Regions from separate parts of the Homo sapiens genome. Here all the other regions are linked to region 1. Evidence: chromatin contacts called from ENCODE Hi-C or POLR2A ChIA-PET data. All regions are on one chromosome and are shown on one strand. The core of a region is the stretch at or near the end of the contact, and the rest is flanking DNA. Distances in the headings are between cores, read along the strand shown.

Evidence for each region. Hi-C counts contacts between places; a loop is a spot of excess contacts on that map. ChIA-PET counts read pairs that join two places held with the same protein, here RNA polymerase II (POLR2A). Pooled maps may share reads with other maps.
Region 2: a map of GM12878 shows a loop between it and region 1 (3-fold over the local background). The contact joins two enhancer-like sites. A Hi-C loop is called at or near these places in 3 of 168 maps with a recorded cell type or tissue (B cell and GM12878), 17 of 37 single-sample maps with no recorded cell type and 10 of 50 pooled maps.
Region 3: a loop to region 1 is called in a map with no recorded cell type, with 12 times the contacts of the local background. The contact joins two enhancer-like sites. A Hi-C loop is called at or near these places in 3 of 37 single-sample maps with no recorded cell type and 2 of 50 pooled maps.
Region 4: a pooled map shows a loop between it and region 1 (5-fold over the local background). The contact joins two enhancer-like sites. A Hi-C loop is called at or near these places in 3 of 37 single-sample maps with no recorded cell type and 2 of 50 pooled maps. POLR2A ChIA-PET finds 5 or more read pairs at or near these places in 1 of 52 experiments (activated CD4-positive, alpha-beta T cell).
Region 5: a loop to region 1 is called in a map of GM12878, with 16 times the contacts of the local background. The contact joins the promoter of HIVEP1 here to the enhancer-like site in region 1. A Hi-C loop is called at or near these places in 7 of 168 maps with a recorded cell type or tissue (GM12878, IMR-90, OCI-LY7 and 3 more), 35 of 37 single-sample maps with no recorded cell type and 19 of 50 pooled maps. POLR2A ChIA-PET finds 5 or more read pairs at or near these places in 2 of 52 experiments (GM12878 and HEK293).

What each region holds. Positions count from the first base shown.
Region 1 is chr6:12,606,786-12,610,908 of GRCh38, reverse strand. No RefSeq gene overlaps it. Among named protein-coding and RNA genes, the nearest start is that of LINC02530, 23 kb to the right of the region's middle. RefSeq lists an enhancer at 2,300-2,419. Within about 2 kb of position 2,453, at least 3 of the 41 ENCODE cell types and tissues checked have a DNase peak (open chromatin) inside an H3K27ac peak, as active enhancers do; they include GM12878 and endothelial cell of umbilical vein, where a contact is called at or near this core.
Region 2 is chr6:11,831,809-11,835,931 of GRCh38, reverse strand. No RefSeq gene overlaps it. Among named protein-coding and RNA genes, the nearest start is that of ADTRP, 55 kb to the right of the region's middle. RefSeq lists an enhancer at 1,311-1,610 and silencers at 1,833-2,023, 1,871-2,100. Within about 2 kb of position 1,956, at least 3 of the 41 ENCODE cell types and tissues checked have a DNase peak (open chromatin) inside an H3K27ac peak, as active enhancers do; they include GM12878, where a contact is called at or near this core.
Region 3 is chr6:11,852,950-11,857,072 of GRCh38, reverse strand. No RefSeq gene overlaps it. Among named protein-coding and RNA genes, the nearest start is that of ADTRP, 76 kb to the right of the region's middle. RefSeq lists enhancers at 2,105-2,174, 2,255-2,334. Within about 2 kb of position 2,097, at least 3 of the 41 ENCODE cell types and tissues checked have a DNase peak (open chromatin) inside an H3K27ac peak, as active enhancers do.
Region 4 is chr6:13,270,131-13,274,253 of GRCh38, reverse strand. It overlaps PHACTR1 (phosphatase and actin regulator 1), which reads right to left. Exons shown (of 15, transcript NM_030948.6): 11 at 1,339-1,394. The region is part of intron 8 of TBC1D7-LOC100130357 (TBC1D7-LOC100130357 readthrough); the gene reads left to right. It also overlaps a transcript of LOC100130357 not described here. Among named protein-coding and RNA genes, the nearest start is that of TBC1D7, 56 kb to the left of the region's middle. RefSeq lists enhancers at 1-963, 1,675-1,774. Within about 2 kb of position 2,058, at least 7 of the 41 ENCODE cell types and tissues checked have a DNase peak (open chromatin) inside an H3K27ac peak, as active enhancers do.
Region 5 is chr6:12,010,069-12,014,191 of GRCh38, reverse strand. HIVEP1 (HIVEP zinc finger 1) reads right to left here and starts at 1,880. Exons shown (of 9, transcript NM_002114.4): 1 at 1,626-1,880. RefSeq lists silencers at 1,726-1,865, 2,046-2,955 and an enhancer at 3,285-3,829.

The DNA.
Region 1 (4,123 bases), core at 1,204-3,703:
TGAGCCCAGGAGTTCGAGACCAGCCTGGGTAACATAGCAAAACCCAGTCTCTGCAAAAAATACAAAAATTAGCTGGGCATGGTGGTGTGCACCTGCAGTCCCAGCTACTTGGGAGGCTGAGATGGGAGGATTGCTTGAGCCAGGGAGGTCAAGGCTTCAGTGAGCTGAGATTGCACCACTGTACTCCAGCCTAGGAGAGAGAGCAAGGCCCTGTCTCAATAAATAAATAAATTGCATTTTGTGGATGACTAATGATGCTGAAAACTCTTTCATGTGGTTATTGGCTACTTGTATATCTTCTTGTGGAATGTGTCTATTCAAAACTTTTGCTAATATTTATTGCACTTTTAAAGTTGGAGACTTGTAGCGATTTTTAAATATGCTCTGGGTATGTGTCCATCTTCGGATATGTATTACGAACATTTTCTCTGATTCTCTGGTATGTCTATTTATTTTCTTAATGGACTCTTTTGATAATCAGACATTTTTAGTTTTGATAAAGTCTAATTTATCAACTTTTTTCTTTTGGGGGTGCTTTTACTGTGCAGTTGAAGAAATCTTTGCCTATCTAAGATTTACTTCTAATCAAACCATAGTAAATACTGGTAGGTTTCTGAAATATTTTTTCTCTCTTTGAAGCTTTGAAACTTTGTATGTATTCTCTTTATCCAGCATAAAATGCTTTTTGAGGTAAAATAAAATATTTTCTGCAGCTTGTTTGGGCTCTGGGCAAGATAGCTGAAAAGTTAATAATATTTATACAGTGACTTACATGAAAAGATGCTTTATAGATGTTTGCAAAAGTAAATCAACTTACAGATCCGGTAGGAAACTTTGTTCAGTAGATTTGAAATTTCTGATTTATTGTTGCAAATCTATGAGGTGATGTGCTTGGAACAAGCCCCGGAGCACTGATCTGTGCAGCTGCTATGCCAAGGCATGGAGGGCTTAGCGCTGAATCTTACAGATGCACCAATTCTGCCAAAACATATGGGAGGAACTCACTTCAGCTCTTGCTTAAAAGATAACAACACTTTTGGATCAATGGCAATAATGCCAAATTAACACAAAAATCCTTAATTGTGTGTTTCTGATGAATGATTAGTCTCCTAATTCAAAAAGGCAGTGAAACAACCTCCAATTAAAAGTAATGTACTTTACTTAGATTGAATAATAGACAGCATTCTCAATATTCCAACTTGGCATGTAGCAAAGGGGTGATGGAAATTCGTATTTGCCAAGACTGCATGGCAGTTCAGAAAGTTGATTTTAAGCAGGATGATTTCAGAATAATACTTTCCCCATGAGCACTACTTTTTACAGAACCTCTTATGAAAGGGCCTTTCAAAAACATATCTGAGATGAGACAGACTATGGTAGAGTGACTTCAGTTTAGGACAGCTCTACCTTCACAAAGACTTAACAAAGCTCAACTCCTGTAACGCCCTTTATAATGTTTAAAGATGTGCTGTAGGTACTTTTTTGCATATTATCTCTAGTTCCTCACACAATACAATTAGGTATTGTATTGCAAATGAGATTTTATACTCATTTTACAATGAAGAAGTTCAGACTCATTAAAAAATTGTAGAAACCATCCACCTGGTAAGTAGACTTTGGAGGATTCAAACCTAGGTTTGTTTATCAGCAAAGCCTGAGTTCCCCCAACCACCCCCGCCCCCCGGCACAGCACACTGCTTCCCTGGTTCAAGGGCACCATAAAACTTACTACAGTGGAAGGAAATTCCAGAGTTTAAGCTATTGTCAAGGTAAGTCATATATGTGGTCTTCCATTGGTCATCTTGACAAGCTGTGAACAGCTTCATAGATATTTCCTGTTGTTTCTCTATGGTAAACCTTGACTGGCAGGTTTATAATTAGTCTTTCTGTCCAACCCCATTTCTCTTCTCCAGTGAAAGGTTTAGCTATGACACTAAGTCCCTTTTCAGTGAAACAAGGAATATGGTCACTTCTAGTTTGATTTATGCAGGACAATCGGAAAGATTGGGCAAAAGCTGGCTTTGGCTTTCTTTGTTTAGGCTATCTTTGGTTGAGAAAGTGGAAGGGAAAGTTCAAAGATCCAGAAATGGTAAGAAGAAACAAGAAAGCCATCAAGTTTGGTTTATTTTCTCAAGTTGATTATTTATGGCTAGTAGTCCACAGATGAAGAATTTTAATGATCGAAACCTAGAAATATGTGTTGTGCTATTTTGAGCCTGTTTCTTTAAAATGTAAGACTGCTAGAGGTATGAAGAGAAACTTTTGTTGTTTAAAAATAGCATTCGATATTGACAATCTTTTCAAAGTTGCTCATAATCACCATTTAACTGAGTGGATTTTATTTCTGGATACCAAAAGATATGATGATGCTTTTGTTTCTTTTTTTGTTCCTCTTTTTGCAGATAAAGCACACCCTGTCTACATGCACTTTCATTATGCTCTGTTGCAGGAAATTAGCTAACATTTGTGGAATGTGTCATCTTTTACTGCTCAAGGGTTTTGTTTTTCATCCTTTTACAGAAAGGATTGTTCTTAGCACCTTACCAAGAGCGCATCAATATAGTCACGCCACAACTGATGGGTATTGTCTGTTATTTTCATAAAACAGTGTGCAAAAGGCTTCTCAGCCTTCTTTACATAATACAGCGAGTGTCAATAAACAGAGTTTTGTTTTTTTTTTTCCAACAAGCATAGACATTTTATTGGCCAGGTGCGGTGATTCATGCCTGTAATCCAAGTGTTTTGACAGGAGGATGGTTTGAGGCCAGGAGTTTGAGACCAGCCTGGGCAACATAATGAGACTCATCTCTATGGAAAAAAAAAGTAAAAAGTAAAAAATTAGCTGGGTGTGTCTCACGTGCCTGTGACCCAAACTACTCGGGAGGCTGAGGCAGACAGCTTGAGCCCAGGAGTTTGAGGTTACAGTGAGCTATGATTGTGCCACTGTACTCCAGTCTGGATGATGGAGTGAGACTCTGTCTCTAAAAAACAAAAAATAGACATTTTATTATCATCAGGCTTACTATGAAGACTAACAATTGGTAACTGAAGTTCTGCACTGAAAATTTATATTTTAAGATGGTTTTTTTCACAAAAGGAGCTTTTCTTTGTCTAATATTTAAGTCAAGATTCTTGTTCCTGGCTTCAGTATCTCTGCAGTATGTTCATATATTTATTCCTCTGTGTGTGTGTCTCTGTGTGTGTGTGTGTGTGTGTACATATGCATATACACATATATACTCATACCTGCATGCAGGTTCCATTGCTGTTTATCATGTAGGAATTTTTTTCTCATCAGTGACATAGGTTTAGTGACCCATCTTCATTAACTATATCACGAACATTCAGGGACACAACAAAACTAACACTATCAGAATAAATTATTCATCCAAAATCCAGTTTTCCTTCTGGTAACCAAGTACTTAATGATCAGAACAGAGAAAGGCTAAACTTAATAAATGAGACTATTTAAATGAAAATATTCAGGATTGTAAAGGTAAAGATAAATGTTATGTTTGCTGTATTTACAGCTCCTTTGTATGATGCTGTAGCATTTAAAGCCCAATATCCATGTAGGAAATGATGAAGAAGATTGGCAATCAATTGGGAAATTGAATGGGGATGGGTAAACTTTACAGCTGTGGGTTTTAACCAAACCCAATGGTTGTTTTACTACCAGAAGAGTGATTCTGTGGCATATATTTCTTGCAGAAAAGAAAGAGGAGGGATAAACATGTGAGTGCATGTGTCTGCGTATGACAGGGACAGAGAATAAGGAAGCATAAGAATTTTGAGATAATCAGTAGGGAGGGAAAGGGAGAGATGAGCAGGGAGGGAGATGTTAGACTGGCTGTCACAGTGAGGCTGATATTTTTAATTTCTCTTTTTTATTCCCTGTGCTCATTTTGGCTCCAAGTCGCTGAGGCCGTTTCTTCATGAGTTTTAGTATTCTAGTCTAGTGAGACACACAGGGAGACGAGCAAACAAGACTTCAGTGTGAGCCCATCGATTGCTGAAGGGACCCTCGTCTGGCAACATCATTCCTGCATTTTGAGGTCAGCAGTTCTCAGGAAGCTAGGCTGGCTCAGTGCTTGGGATCTGCAGTGGAAGCTGACGCTCCCCA
Region 2 (4,123 bases), core at 707-3,206, 770 kb after region 1:
TAAAGGAAATAATAATTCTAAATCAGATAAGTATACTTTGTCATGCAAACTTTCCTTGTTATCAAGCTTTAAAAAACATAACCCCAATAGGGCCAAATTACAATGACAACTTCTCTCAGGCATATAATTATAAAAAATTAAAGGCACTTAAGAGGTCATTTAATCCAAACCCTACACTTCAGAGACGAGGAAATTGAGGCTCAGATGGGATAAACTATCTGGCCAAGAACTCACAGTTGCTTGGAGACAGACTAAGACCAGAATTCTGATTTTCTGATTCCAAGGCTCATGGGCTCTCTGTTTCACCTTGCTATCTACCCTAGATTTTAGCTGTGTTCTTTAAGCTGTACATTTCCAGAATGACCCTTGCCACTCTTGGGGTCTGTTCTGGTTCCTCACCTACAACCAAGATTACCACCACAGCTTCACTGACTTTGTGAGTGCCTCTCTTGCTTGGAGGGCCTCTGTTCCTAGCCTCTGGAAATCCCATCTCCTTTGATCTCTGTTTTCTTCATGGCCTAGCATTGTCCCTGCATCCAACCAAATGCAATCTGGGTTTGACACAAAGGAGGATTGTTGAAGAACCAGTTAGGAGACTTGTTTCCTCACCACACATTATTTTTGTGTTTTCATGCATCTCTCGGGATTTGAATGTCATTGCTGTGGAACAAATGCTACAGCCATCAGGGAAGCCACCAAGGCCAGAGACAGACCTCAGTGCCAATTGGATAACGCCTTTAGTGGAATTGGGGTCTGAGCCAAACCCTTTCATGTTTCCTGCTCTTAAAAGGGCATGCTGAAAGACAGGAGGGAAAGGTGGCCAGTCTAGCAACCCCAGGCTTCAGGACTGGCTTTCTCCTCTTGCCAGTGAGCAGTCAAACTACAAGAAGAAAAAAATTCATGCTGCCCCACCCCTTTTTTTAATGTCCAAAGAACATCAATTTTAATTTAAATGATTTCTGGAAAATGAATTGTCATTTTTTCTGAGAGAAAGGAAACACGGTCATGTTTGCATTCTCTTAAGAAGATGCAACAGCAAATACTTTTGGTACATACATTACAGGAAAAAAGTCAATAAAAAACAAGAAGAGCAAGATAAATGGATGATCATATTGATCTAAATAGAACAAAGACAGTTCCAAACCCATAATCTCTAAAAATCATTACACACACACAAGCATGCACCTATCTTTAGGAGTTTTTACCAATCGATAAGCAAAAACATGTATTAAATACCTATGTGTATATAAAAGGCACTGAGCTAGCAGCTTTTTTCTGATACCTGAATTCCAAAATTCAAGGGGTCTTATTACTAGCTAAAGGTAGTACTACCTAAGCAAGAAAAGAAAGAAGGCAGTATTGTATCCCATGCATACTCTGATACAATGTTCTTCAAGACCAGGTCACCCACCTGTTGGTTATTTTAAGAAGGGGAATTCTGGCGGCAGCTGGGACTCTGCCATAAATAACTTAGACGTCAACGTTCTAACACTGAAACCTTCTTGTCACATCTTTCTAAATGAATTTTGGAGGTATCTCAGGCAACTGGTCTGTCCAGAGCCATAGAAAACGGCAGAATCATGCTTATGTTCATGACCATTTTCTTTTTATCTGCCCTCTCCACCTGCAAGCTGGCTGTGGGCTTCGAAGAACTTTCCTTAGTGCGAAGGGCTGAAGAACAGCAACAGCACACAATCATCATTGTTACTATCTCAGGCTATTGACATCAACTCAGTCAAATAATTAAACCCACTCATATTTCAAAAGCTTCTAGTAACTATCATGGCCATTAATTTTAACCTCAAAATTCCACTCTCGGCATTTGAAGTTCTGCCAGAGTTCCTGATTACTTTGAATATTTGTCTCCTCCAAATCTCGTGTTGAAATTTGATCCCTTGTTGGAGGTGGGGCCTGGTGAGAGGTGTTTGGGTCACGGGGGCGGATCCCTCATGAATGGCTTGGTATCCACTTGTGGTAATGCAGGAGTTTTTGCTCTATTTGCTTACCTGAGAGTTGGTTGTTTGAAAGGGCCTGGTACCTCTCCCCTCTCTCTCTTGCTCCCTTCCTCTTGCTAAGTGATGCCTGCTCTCCTTCATCTTCTGTTGTGAATGGAAGCTCCCTGCAGCCCTCACCAGAAGCAGATGTTGCCACCTTGCTTTTTGTACAGCCTGCAGAACTGTGAGCCAACTAAGCCTCTTTTCTTTATAAATGACCCATTCCTCAGGTGTTCCTTTATAGCAAATGCACTGAGATAACGCCCAACCTCCCTGTGACTATGCTTCTGACCCACTGCAGCTTCACTGGCTCCTTCCTCACTCTGATTCTTCACCTGATTCACTGCTTCCTATTCTAATGGCTTTCCTGTTACCAAGAAGAGCTCAGTATCCACCTGTCTCCCCAAAGGCCTCCCTCTCATGCGAACTGAAAAAATCTTGGCTGGGCGCAGTGGCTCATGCCTGTAATCCCAGTACTTTGGGAGGCTGAGGCAGGCAGATCATGAGGTCAAGAGATTGAGACCATCCTGGCCGACATGGTGAAACCCTGTCTCTACCAAAAATACAAAAATTAGACAGGTGTGGTGGCACACACCTACAGTCCCAGCTACTCGGGAGGCTGAGGCAGGAGAATCGCTTGAACCTGGGAGGCAGAGGTTGCAGTGAGTCAAGATTGTGCCACTGCACTCCAGCCTGGTGACAGAGCAAGACTCCGTCTCAAAAAAAAAAAAAAAAACTTGACCTAAGAAGTGTACTATACATCCATGTGACACATATGTCTATGTGTGCAAGTGTTTTCTACATCATGGTCATTTGTAGGGAGGCTCACCTGCCCAGAGGTAAATAAAATTCAAGTTATTCAAAACCATGACATTAATGAATTCAACCTTAAAACTAGCATTAAAAATAACAACAAACACTCATGTTCAAGTGGGAACTTGAGCCACTGTCTTAATGTTTCTTCCAAAACTCAGCAAAAACAGGTTCTTTAAAGTTGATTTGAATATCTTTTGTTTATTTTGTTTATCGCTTGATTGGGACTAGAACATTTTTGTTGCTGTGCCCTTTTTTTCTCAGTATGTGTCAATGCACAACAATTCAGTTGGCTTTGACTGGCACTGGCATTTTCTCCCAATATGGGCATTTGCAAATAGGAAGAACAAACCGCATACATGTATATGTACATACCTTTACATATAAGCTCAAGCACAACTAAAACCCTACTTTTGTGAATGAGATTTAATCACTATATATCACATCTTAAATAAGAATTGTATAATCTTTAAAACATCCTAGTACTGAGTCTCATACTTAGAAGGTATTCAATAAATGTTTGCTGTAGCAACCACAGAAGATTTAGCTCACAAAAAGTCTAAGTGATTATCAATATAGCAGACCTTAGTGGGAACCCTTACTTATTATTTGATTTCCAAATATGAAATACATTCAACATCACCTTTGTTTTCTTCCATGGATTTCAAGAAGGTCTTAAGGGCTTTGGAGTTTCAGAGCCCCCCTTTTCTTAAATTGCTTTTCTTCTATGCTGTATATTAACCTATGGTTTTAAAAGATACTAAGCATATCCAAATAATCATCTGATTTTATAAGAAGAGAGTTGTGTTCATGGAAGTGTTTTTCCTACTACCAGTGAAAAGGAAGAATTTTCTGATAATTGTCTGGCTATCTGAGGGTCAGTGGAACAGATTAACTGACATCGACATCTCACATGTCCTCAACAGGAATACTTCTGAGCTGGTGTCCTTCACCCTTTCTAGGAACAAACAACTAATTTTCAAAGCTAGCTTTAAGTAATATTGATACGGAAGTGCTGGGAAGAGAAGAGTGTGGTCGCTATAAATGACAGGGAAGTGGGGGAAGAGAAGTGCTGGGTAGAGGAAGGGCGTGGCCCCTGGCTAGGGCTCCACCCCCACAGACCTAGGTGAGGACAGGCACTTCTGCCTTCGCGCCCAAATGTTGCATTTTCCAAGACCACACTGACCTGCCACGCCCCCATCCTGGGCCTATAAACACCCGAGACCCTAGCAAGACAGAGACAGAAGCAGCTGGAGGTCCAAAAGAGCACATCGCGGCGGAGGAACGCACTGGCCCCAGCTCTGGCGTGCCGATAG
Region 3 (4,123 bases), core at 848-3,347, 750 kb after region 1:
GGTATTTTGTTTGCAACATGCTACGTTTATAAAATAACTTAGGAGAAATTGACATCTTCGTGAGATGGAGTCTTCTAATTTATCACATTAAGTCTTTCCATTTGCTAGTTGTCACTTTTGTATCCATCAGAAATGATTTAAAATTTTCCTCATAAGGGTTATATACACTAGTTAAGATTTTTCATGGTAACTTACCTGAACTGCTATTTTTGGTCATTTTTTACACTTTATTAAGGCTATTGATTTCTGACATGTTCTACTAACTTATTGATCTAATTTATGGCTTGCAAGTGTTTTGGAAAATTCTCTGTGATTTTACACTTACATAAGCATGTTATCTACAAATAGTGATCATTTTTCCTCCTCTTGCCGATTTCATACCTCTAATTTATTTATCTTATCAAATTGCATGTTGAATACTTCCAGGGAAATGCAAGAGTAAGAGTTATAAAGGACATCTGTATCAAGCCCTGTAGTTCTCTACTGTGTGATTATCTATTTCAGACAGTATCTGTTGACTTCTACTAGGAAAAATTAAGACTTTTGCTGAAATACACTATCTTCTTTCTCTATCCCTCTATCCCTCCCTGTTTCCCAGTTTTGGTTAGTCATATTATCATTTATTGCTAACATTTATGACATTTAAATTCAACTAGCCACCTGTAACTGCCTTCCATGTTTTGTCCTTAGATATTTACTCTGAAGGAGTATTGGACTATTATAATTATAGAAACATTATTCATAAAGGAATCCATAAAAGAGTAATATGATCCTGTGCCACAAACTTTTGCTGCTCCAAGGAGAATATCCAATTAGTATCTATTTAATTCTTTTTAACTTTGTTTGCAGCTTCCTCACCTCTTCTTGGTCACACTTCATTGCACATTCTCTTATGTCTCATGTTCTTTTGAAAATTGCTTTATTTTGGTAGTAAGAAAGCCCCCGGGGAGTACTTTCATATGGGATATAGGAGTGATGTACTTTTTGAGTTACTGCATATCAGGAGGTGTTTTAATTTGACCGTGTACTTTATGATTGTTTGGCTGGGTATAGAATGCAAGGACCAAATTCGTTTTTCTTCAAAACTTTGAAGCTTTGCCACCCTATCTACTAGTGTCTTCTGTTGCTAACAGAATGTCTGACACCAGTTTGATTTGCATCCCTTGGCATGTGGCCAATATTCTTCCCTCTCTTAGCAAGTTTTTAGGCTTTTCTGTTTATTCTGCGGAATTCCAAGATTTCATTAACTTGAATCCAGGGGTGAGTTTTTCATCCACCTGCTTAATCCTTAGTAGATATTTTCAGTATTAAGACTTCTAACATTTTCAACTCACAAGAACTCTATAAAATATGATTATTATCTCCAATTTACAAATAAGTTTCAGAGAGATAAAAACAAGTGCCCCAGGTCACTGCCTGGTCTTTCCACTGAATTATGTTTGGAGTAAGGAAATATACCTGAAGGCCATGATTAAGACTATACTTGGTGCAAAATAAAAGCACTTTGATTTTACTTTAGAAAGCTGGATAGTTGCTACCTTGAAATTTTGATGTTCATAACACTAATGATTAATAATAAATTGATAAATGTATATCTGCAAGTTCTACCTATTGTAAAAACCTGAAGAAACACTTGAATAGTTACATCCATATGAGGACTCTCCCTGACTACACTTCAAGCAAAACACTTATTTTATGGTTCCCAAAGGTGAGATGGATGTAGAAACAGTGAAAATAGGATCTGTTGGAGTAGGGCAGTAGTAGCATTTGGGGTTCATCCCCTAATCAAACCCTCCCTGTTGATGGAGGAAAAAGGTAGGCTGACACCACACACACACACACACACACACACACACACACACACACACTATATATATATATATATTGTTTTCAATAAATCATAGTTGATTCTTTTAACGAATTAGAAGAATAAACAGAGAGAGGCAACACTATGTGCTCTCAATATGTCACAGATCACGGAGAACTCATGAGTCATTGTGCTTTTAAGCCAGGGAGTTCCCCGAGGTCATGCTGCAAATCAGTGGTAAATACTGAGTATTTCTTTTTAAGATATCAAATTCTTTTCCCATCATATCAGCTGAGAATAGATTTCTTTGCCTCTTTTCTCTATAGGCAGCCAGGAAATTTGCCATGACTAACAAGGATAGCACCAAATTCTCTTTAACATATTGAGCTATTTAAGCCATAAGTAAAATGACCTAGAATCTCTCACTTCCAACTTGGTGGTCAGTTCCCTGACTAGACATGCACAGAAACGGGGGATGTGTATTCTCAGGCCAACAGGGTTATAATTGCAAAGGCCACTGGTGGTTGCTCTGGGTATATTATGGGCGACATTCTCTATTGGATGGAACAAACTGTAGTGTTGTCATGTATAACCAAGATAGACGCTCTATACCAGTGTCTTTCAGCCTTGGCATTATTGAGATTTGGGGCTGGATAATTCTTTGCTGTGGGGCCTGTCCTGTGCATGGTAGGTTTTGAGCACTCCTGGCTTCTGTCCACTCGATGCTAGTTGTGACAACCACAAATATCTCCAGTCATTGCCCAATGTCCCCTGGGAAGCAAAGTCACCTCTGGTTGGGAACTACTGATCAATGCAAATTCAATAAAAATTTTTTTTTTGTAAATAACTCTGGAAAATACACAACGAGTTTTTAAAAACACATTCTACTTTTCACATCAGAGTCTCTGAAGATTATGTGCTAAAATATAAACATTCCAGGCTCTGGAAAGAGGCAAGGAATCTTTATATAAACACAGTGAACCCTTGGGACCATCAGATAGCAATAATGAAATACACACAATAAGATTCTGTGTGTCGCATGAAAAATAGTTCTCTGAGCAGATTATTAATCTCAGCCTTGTGTTACTTATAGTCACACACAACAATTAATCTCTCTGTGAATGCCTTTAAGCTTTGCAATGTTTAAACATCATCTATATCTATATATATATTCTTATTTGAAAATAGAACAACTATGTGTAAAGATGTTTCAGTCCCCAGGATGCTGTGGTTGGCACTTCCCTAAATTCTATTTTTGCTGAGAGGAGCAGCTGCCTTAAAAAAGAGACATTGAACCTTGGAATATGTTAAACCACTTTTTGCTGCACAGTTTTGCTTGGATAAATTTGCTTAATGGGCATAGCTTGTGCCCTGAAGATAATATTGTGCCAAGTGTTTGGAAGGCAAATGAAGGAATTACTCAGAAATTACTAGGGGGCTGAAATGGAACAACTTCCAGAAACTCATTTGAATTTTTTGACTGTTGCCTAATATTGACATTTCTGACTTCTGTTGATTGTATTGACAACGGAATGTTGCCTAAGTTGCCCATAAAAGACATTTTCTAGCACTAACCCAATCTGTTGTTCCAGGGTGGGGGGTGGGAGGGAAGCTAGCAGGGTGTTGAGGTGGGGAGGGGAAACAAAGTGTAAAAGGTTTCTAGTGAAAGAAGGGGAATCTTTAAGTGAAAATGGCTTATTTATAAGTTCAAAGTGTTTTCCATGCTAAGATTTTTGGAGTGTTAGATCCGTAGACATATATACATAAATGTCTATATATATATATCTATATAAACACACACCTATATATACATCCATATATATATATATATATATATAGACACAGAAATATATATAACTATATTTGATCTCTAACAATATCTAGTCCTGAGAAACAACCATCACAGAGCCCTACGGAAGATGAATCCTGTTTGACTTGTGGGATGATGAGGTTGTAAATAAAATCGTTCTGTTTTTTAGTGTTTTAGTAACACCTCTGTAAGGCCATTTGCTAAATCAGCCGGTCCATTAATTAATTAGCCAGCCAGTTGGCCTCAAAGGATCTGGAGGTCTGCAGTAGGATAAGGCTCCAAGCTTCCTGGAGGAACACGTGTCCAAAAGCTTGAATTGGAAAAAAAATCCACCAACCCAAAAATCCTGACTCCAAGTCTCTTTGCTGGCCAGCACTTCTGAATATTTATAAGACTCTGATTTAGAGGAGGAATAAACAAGGAATACATATACTCCCCAAGAGAGTGGAGAAGACATGGACAGCTCCTTTGTAATAGCAGGACAAAGAAGATGTGAATCAAAGTCA
Region 4 (4,123 bases), core at 809-3,308, 660 kb before region 1:
ACGACTGAGGAAGGCTAATCCTGAAAATAACTTCTACTGAGAGTTGAGGAAGTGGCGGCTGGCGTGGGGACGGGAGGCAAGACATTGATAAAGGCAGAGTTGACATAAACGGACATGCGGGGGCGTCGGGCGGGGGTGGGTGCTGTAGGCAACAGGTCTCCCCACCAAAGCGGAACCCAGCACCCACCTTCAGCAGACTACGAAATGCCGACCAAGTCACAAGGCCACAGTGAGCACGGTAGAAAGGTAAAGTCAAGAATATCTTAGTGTGGTTTCAGTGGAAATTCCCGGCAAACTCACACTGCGGTTGCATGTGATTTACTGGGCACGGGGCGGGGCGGGGCGGGGGGGCCGGGGGAGGCAAGGAGTCAGTCTGTACAACATAGCATTTCTAGAAAACTCTGCATAGTATATATCTTTCTCTTCTGGAGAGAAATTAGAAGTGTGTTGTGGGGTAGGGGGAACAGGGTCATGAATTAAGCCAGAAATATTTGTTCACTATCTTGAGGCCAGTGTTGGCGAGAATGGTAGCAATGAATGAATAGAATGGTTTGATATTTAAGTTATTTAATATCTACCACTAAACTGACGCATACTGCTGTCCATCAAATGCTTGATCTCTTTTAGTATTTTGTATCCTGTTTTCTCTTTTTTTTTTTAAAGCACCAAGTGGATCCTCTGTACATATTCAAATGTCTCTGTGTCCTAAACCAAACAAGGGGCTCATTTATTTTTTTCTGTCTGCAGCAATGGTGAAAGGCAGTTTTCCTCGAATGAGAGCATCAGACAGGCATGCCCGGGACCAGCTGTGGGAATCCTGAGAGACAGACATGAAGCACTTCACTTGGAAATGCTTTCTTAGTCTTTCAATTTAACATTCAAAGGGATGAGGGATTTTTATCAACAGCAGCCAGCTGCAATGCAAAGTCATGCTTTCTAGTCTCAGTTCAAATGGACATTTCCCTTATTTTAGCCGTGCATATCACAGTCTCCATTTTCAAGCCAATTCTGGTTTAAAGGTGACCCTGCTCTTAAAAATCATTAAATAATAAGTGGTCTCACTCTAATTTTTCAGCTTCTCTCTGACTTTACAACTCACTAAAAGGAAGGTTCTGCCTGCCGCCCGTGAGCTTCTAAAGAATAAAGTGGAATAAAATTTGCCTTCTCTTTGGGGAGGTCGTCTTTGGTGTTCTAACATGCACACATGAAGCTTCAACCGTTAGAAAGGTTTTCAATGCTTTCCGCAGAGGCGCAAGGTAGAAACCTTGTGGCCTACCATTAAATAATAACAAAAGCCGCCACAAAACATCAGGGATTGCCATGGGCTTAGTCACTTACGTTTCAAAATGTTCCTCTGTTCCAGTTCCTCTGCAGTTGGCCTCTGGCTCAGCCGCCTACGGAAAAAATCCAGGAAAAGTTTTTGGACCATATCATAGCCTCCTTGGGTCATTAATTTCCTCGGCCCTTGCAGATACATGAGACAGTCAGTGGCTGGAGTTCTTGTTCCATCCTGTGCTCTGAAAGACTGACTCTCGCCACCACCGCCTCCTCAGTTCCTCAATTTCAAGCCCAGGAGAGGCACGTGCGTCATGTCACAGCCGCTGACCCCCGCCCTCCTCCCTGCAGCGGCCCCTCCCCAGCCCCATCTCCTCCAGTGGCCCCAGGCAAGTGGACTGCAACTCAGACGGGACTCTTTTCTTCACAGAAGTCCTTTTCTTTCCTTGTGGCCTCCTAACTTGGGGACTGTGGCCTCTTGCCTCTCTCTCCCTCCCTTGAGGCTAAAGCCTGTCTCCTGCCTCTTCTGTGCAGACCCAGTTAGAACATAAAGAGGTCTGTGGCCCCGGGGACATGTGAGAGAATGTGTCTGTCTGCAGAGAACAATGGCTGCTCTTCTTCTGGTCCTGCTCCTCTTATTTCGGAGGCTTAGAAGACATGAGTGGCAAAGGCACAGAAATGATACTTCTGTGGCCAGGCGTGAAATTTAGCCACCGTACATGAAACATCATAGCCAGGGCATGAGCCTGCAATGACGCAATGGGTGGAGGCGGGACAGGCAGTGGATGGCACGTAGTGACAGAAGTAGCCAGGGAACGGGCATGGCATCTGAGGGGAGAATGCCTGCATTAGGTCCCAGGAATGACTGACACGGACTCAGGAGCCTGAGCAGGAACAGAGACATCTGTACCTTTGAAGCTTTTGGTAATTATTTAACAACCTGCAATTATCCGGCATTCCACTTCACCCATTGGGATGAGGTGTGTGAGAAACTGAATCATTGTAGAAGAAATTTTAGGCTTCTCAGACTCCTCTATTGGGATCTAAGGGGTAGAAATGATGCTCTCCTAGTTGAGGAAGTTGCAGTCCCTCCTTGGGTATTAGAAACTGGTGTCTATAGTCGGCAAGATGTTCACATCTTGAAATCTAAAGAGAGATCCTAGAGTGAAAATATCAAGTCAATGAAGTCTCCAAACCTAACTACAGTTGGTCCTCTGTGTCCATGAGTTCCACATTCTTCGGTTCTACCAACTGCTGACGGAAAATATTAAAAAAAAAAACAAACAAAAAACAATAGTCTAAAATTATTGATATAGCATTTATCTTGTATTAGATATAAGTAATTTAGAGATGATTTAAAGGATATGGGAGGATACACATAGTTTTTTGCAAATACTACGCCATTTTATACAAGGGACTTGAGCTTCCTTGGATTTTGGTATCCAAGGGAGTCCTGGAATCAATCTCCCAGAAAGGACTATATTTTTAATTCAAAGCTTGTTGTCATTTGTGTTTTTGTTTATTGTGCTGGGCCAGAATCAATTGCTTCTGTGACATTCCCGTGTCACCACCACACATCCTATATAGGGAATGGGCTTCAATGTCTCATATAGTTTGGATATTTGTCGCTGCCCAAATCTCATGTTGAATGGTAATCCCCATTGCTCGGGGGGAGGCCTGGTGCAAGGTGCTTGGATGGGGAGCCCTCATGGCTTGGTCCTAGCTTCTTGACAGTGAGTTCTTGCAAGATCTGGTCATTTAAAACTTTGTGGCGAAACCCCGTCTCTATTAAAAATACAAAAATTAGCCGGGCATGGTGGCACATGCCTGTAATCCTAGCTACTTGGGAGGCTGAGGCAGGAGAATCGCTTGAACCTGGGAGGTGGAGGTTGCAGTGAGCCGACATTGCGCCACTGCACTCCAGCCTGGGTGACAAAGTGAGACTGTCTCAAAAAAAAAAAAAGAAAAAAAAAAAGCATGTGGCAACTCCCTGCTCACTCTCTCTCTCTCTCTTGCTCCTGCTTTTGCCATGTGATGTGCCTTCTTCTCCTTCACCTTCCTCCATGATTGGAAGTTTCCTGAGGCCTCCCTAGAAGTCAAGCAAATGCCAGGGCCATGCTGCCTGTATAGCCTGCAGAACCATGAGCCAATTAAACCTCTTTTATTTATAAATTACACAGTCTCAGGTATTCCTTTATAGTAATGCAAGAATGGCCTAATACAATGTCAGAGAAAGGATTTTTGGTCATATACCTGCTTATAAAGCCTATAGCACCCTGAAACTGTTGGAAATTGCATTCCAAAGTGTTTTTAAGAGTATAAGAACATTTTCATATTTATTATTCCTTTTCAAAATATCCCTGTGGTATAATATAAAACATATTTATCTTTGACCCAGTTCCTATCACAGAGCACCTAAAACCCCTGGAATTTCTGGGGTGTCAGGAGTGTATTTTGTTACTTGGAATGAGTCCCTTTGGATTACACCAGAGTTTGTGCTAATTAGGTGACTTAGGATGGGGCTGGCCACCAGAAAGAACACATAGTTAGAGGCCTGGAGCTTTCAGCTGGGAAGCAGGAGGGTGGGGGGCTGGAGGTGAAGTTCTATGGAAACTCTTAAACCACAAGATTAGATGAGCTTCCAGGTTGCTGACCATGGGGCTGGGGGGCACTGTTGGGAGGGTGGCACCCAGAGAGTGCACAGAAGCTCTGCCTCTCTCCCCCAATACCTTGCCCTGTCCATCTCTTCATCTGGCTGTTCATCTGTAACCTCTGTAAGAAACTGGTAAAGTAAGTGTTTCCCTGAGTTCTGTGAGCTGTCTTAGCAAATTATTTGAACACAAAGAGG
Region 5 (4,123 bases), core at 631-3,130, 600 kb after region 1:
CCCTTACTGTGTGGCCTTGTTCAGGTTACTTAACCTCTCTGAAGATCAGATTTCCCAACTGTAAAATTAGGAAATATTATCCACATCAGAAGGTTGTTATAAGGACTAAACTAAACATTGTAGACGCTTTGCCTGTCACACAAAAACGCTGAACTATTAATTCTCCTTAAGAAAGCCTATATGGGAAGGAATGTGTCTAACATCCCAGTATAAGGTTTTAGAAATTTATGGTTTCATTACAGCAAAGAAACAGAAGGTAAAGAAGGCCACGATTAACTTCAGTATTTTATCCCTGATCTGGCTGTATGTCAGCTCAGCACAAAATTATTTGCAATTTTTAACTACATGGTAAAATAATACAAAAAAAAATGATGGTCTAAGTATTTCATCTAGCATTGTGCTAAGTGATCTATAAAAGATAGGGTTTCTCAGCTCCTTGCTCTAAAGAAACATCCACTATCTAATTCAGGAAGGTTCTGATTCAATAAAGAATTGAGACACAGCTGAACCAAATAAATTGCATGAATGCTTAACTACGTTCGTTGTTAAACTTAAAGCTTTTAAATGGTAACGATATTTGGAAGTTTTTAAAGCGTGAACTCTGACTGTAATCCAATCATGTGATCCCATGGGATCCGGAGCATAAATGTAAAATATGCACATTCCCTGTCCGTAAAGGCTTTCTGCTACCCCGTTCATTGCCTACCCACTGTCCCTAGCTGTCCATCCCATATTTAAATCCTTGTGGGGGGAAGTGGGTATTTCCAAAGACAGCAGCATTGTAGCGACTAGGACGAGTGATAAACCGTTCCTTTACGGGAAAGAAATAAATACTACATGGAGCAAAAACATGACACGATCAAAAAGCGTAAAGACAGTTGCAAGGAGAAAAAACATGAATGAATGTGGAGGGCGGAGCCTGGGAAAACCCCTCTGCAACGCTGCACTGAACAAAGCGCTTCGCATGCCAGGAGGAGGGGGGGAATGGAAGTGCCAGCTCAGGAAGGAGCCTGGAGTGGATGCAGAGAGCTGAGGAGGAGGAGGACGAGATGAGGCGAGCGCGGCAGCCCTGAGACTCCTCCTCGCCGCCTGCTCCGCCGCCGCCCCCTCCCCTCTCCAGCCAGCAACTCCTTCCCGAGCCCGACCCCAAGGCGAGCCCGAGCCGACCCGCACCCCAACCCACCGCCCCCTTCCCAACTGCAGCTGGCGCGCACTCCCAACCCGGAAAGAAACTACCCAGGTGGCCGGGAGTAAACAGGCACTTAGAGCAAAGAACGAAAGGGAAAGAAACCCACAAAGCCGGGAGGTTGGGATGCCGAGGCCTGGTCTCTTTCACCCCCCACCCTCTTGCAAAATGCGTCTGCGGCTGGAAGGCGGCTGGGGAGGCTGGGTCCCTCTGTACCTGCTCGGCTCGCGCGCGGCGAGGGCGCCCAGAAGTGCCAAGGGTCTCCCGCACGCAGCCATCCCCTCTGCAAGGTCGGCGGTTGCACACACACGCACACACACACACACACGCGCGCCCGCACGCCCCCCGCCCGCCGAAGGGATGTGCTCCTGCCCCCCCCCCCCTCCGCCCCGCCGCCCTCCCCAGCTGCAGCGCCCCCGCCGCGGAGCCCGCGCCGAACCTGCTGCCAGGACGCCCGGCGGAGCCGCTGCCGCTGCAGCCGGCCCTGGAGCTGCGCTGCTGATGGCGGCGGCCGCGGCTCGGGATCTCCGCGACCCCCGCGCGGCGGCGGCGGCGGCGCCTGGGATCCCTCCTTCACTTGACAACCCCAAACACAAACATAACCTCCTCCGGCGGCCGCCGCTCCCCGGTCCCCCGCTCCGTCCGCCACCCTGCCGCCGCCCAGCAGCCGCCACGCTGAAGGCCGGCGACTGGCGCTCACACCACCCAGCACTGAAATATTAAACAGGGGAGCGGGCCGGGGGGCGGGGGGGGGAGCGCGGGGCGCGCGGGCGGGGGCCGCAGCCGCCGGGCGGAGGAGGCGGCGAAGCTCGCCGGCGCCCGGAGCCACGGCATGATCGCGGCCGCCAGGGAGCCGGGCAGCCGGGCTGGGGGGCGCGCGCCGCGGCGGGGCGGGCGGACAGACCCTGGGGCCGCGGGGCCCGGGGCGGGAAGGACGGGCGCGGGCTTTACCTCTCCCCCGGGGCAGAGTAGGGCACGTTTAGCGTCTTTGGGGCCGGCGGGAGGAACGCGGGCCGGGCGGCGCGGGGGAGGCAGGGCGAAGGTCGGAGGCTTTCCCGCGGGTGGGCGGGGCGGCAGGGGATCCCCGGGGGCGGGAGGAGGGGAGGCCGCGGGCGGCGACGCGTGGGCGGGGGAGGGGGCGTCCCCGCGGGGGCTGGGGTTGAGGCCGGGGCGAGGGGCGCGGGACGCCCAGGCGCCGGGGCCCAGCTGGGCCGGCGCGGCCGCCAGCTCTGACCGGGTGTAGGGACTGGATGGGCGCCCGGCCCGGCACGAACCCGGAGCCAGTGCCCCGGGTCTCCCCGGCGGGGCGGGCCCCAGACCGCGCCGGCCCCGCCACCTACCCGCCGCTTCGCCCCTCCCCGCCCCGCCCGGCCGAGCCGCCGCAGGGACGGGAGGGGGACGCGGGAGGAGGTGGCAGCGCAGCCCGGGGGGGAGGGGCGGGGTTAGGGACGCGGGGGGCGGGAGCCCTGGGTCGCGACGCCTGGGGAACCAGCACACGGCGGGGGCGGAGGGGCGGGCCCGGCCAGTCACGCGGCCCCGGGAAGGCCTGGCGGGGTCGCTCAGTTGGGGGCGGTTGGTCCGGGAAGAGGGACGGGACGGGCGGGGCCGTAGTTTCTCTTTACCGTCTCTTTACTTTCTACAGCAGGATGTGGGCCGGCCGCTGACGTCATGGGGTCTCCCGGCCCCGCCCCTCGCCCGGGCAGAATGGGGGAGGGGGAGGCGGGGGGGGGGGGGGACCCCAAGGGGGTTTCCTCAGCAACGCGTAGAAGGAAGGGGAAAGTCATTGTGAAACTTAAAACTCATTAACTTTGAAAAACAACTTTTAAAAAAACGGAGGGGGCAGGGTGTTGGTTTGGAGAGTGGAAGGGGACATGTTAACCCTGAACTGAAACCACTTTTTGGTGGCGGATGTTCTATTAAAAGAGCGAGGAAAGCCAAGGTTATTCCAGAGGCCGCTCCAAAGCCCCGCTGGTGCTTCCCAGTGCCGAAGCTGCGAGCGCAATTAACCCCTGCCTGCCAGCCTGACAGCTTATAGGGCCAACCCGGGAGGGGACTTCGGGGACAGAAAAGGGGGGTGCGGGGCTGGTCGTCGGACCGGGCTCCAGGGAAGAGGGGAGAGCGTGAAAGGGGAAGAGGGAGTAATTAGCATGAACCAAGGTGTGACCCCGGCTGCTAGAAAGCAGTAGAGAAAGCAAGGAGTGGAAATCCATGGCAAAGCAGTGAAGAGGGGCTGGACCAGGGTAACGAAGGTTTTCAGGGTTAGACCTAAAGAACGTTCGCAGTTTGGGGCACAGAAATTCCACAGGTCCACCTCAAGAAGCAAAAGTGGCTGGTTTAACGGGCCACCTCAAACTTGAGAGGAATAAGGTGAAACAAAATTGATGCAAAAAAAAAAAAATCCCTGATGAAACTAAACTGGTTTCCCCTTTTAAGGAATAAAAATGCTAAACGACCATACAACCACTAAGACAGCTGGCCATCTGTGCAAACTTGAATTGTTTTGTTCCCTTGGGCTTCCATAACGACGTCTAGGTTTTTCCTGCTGGAGTTGACCCCTAAAATTCCCCTGAGGAAATCGTACCTCTGGCTCATTTGAGCTAAGAAAAGCTCAAACCACCAGAATGGGAATGATTAAAAATGGAATACTCAGTAATGGCGAGTGTGTAGCCAAAAATAATATCATGTAAAGGGAGAAATATGCCTACTACAAAGTAAATTTGGTTATAAAAGCAAAGATCATCCAACTGTGTACATGTACAATTATGTCTAGCATACTAATGCTAACCCTACGATGAAATAATGCAATTTTTATTTTCATTGTGCTATAACCATCTCTCATTTGTGAAATGAAATGATATCCAATAGGTTGCAATCACCAAAAAAGTATATAATGTAACTTCCCAACTGGGTTATTTGAATCCAAAAGTAAACATGCAT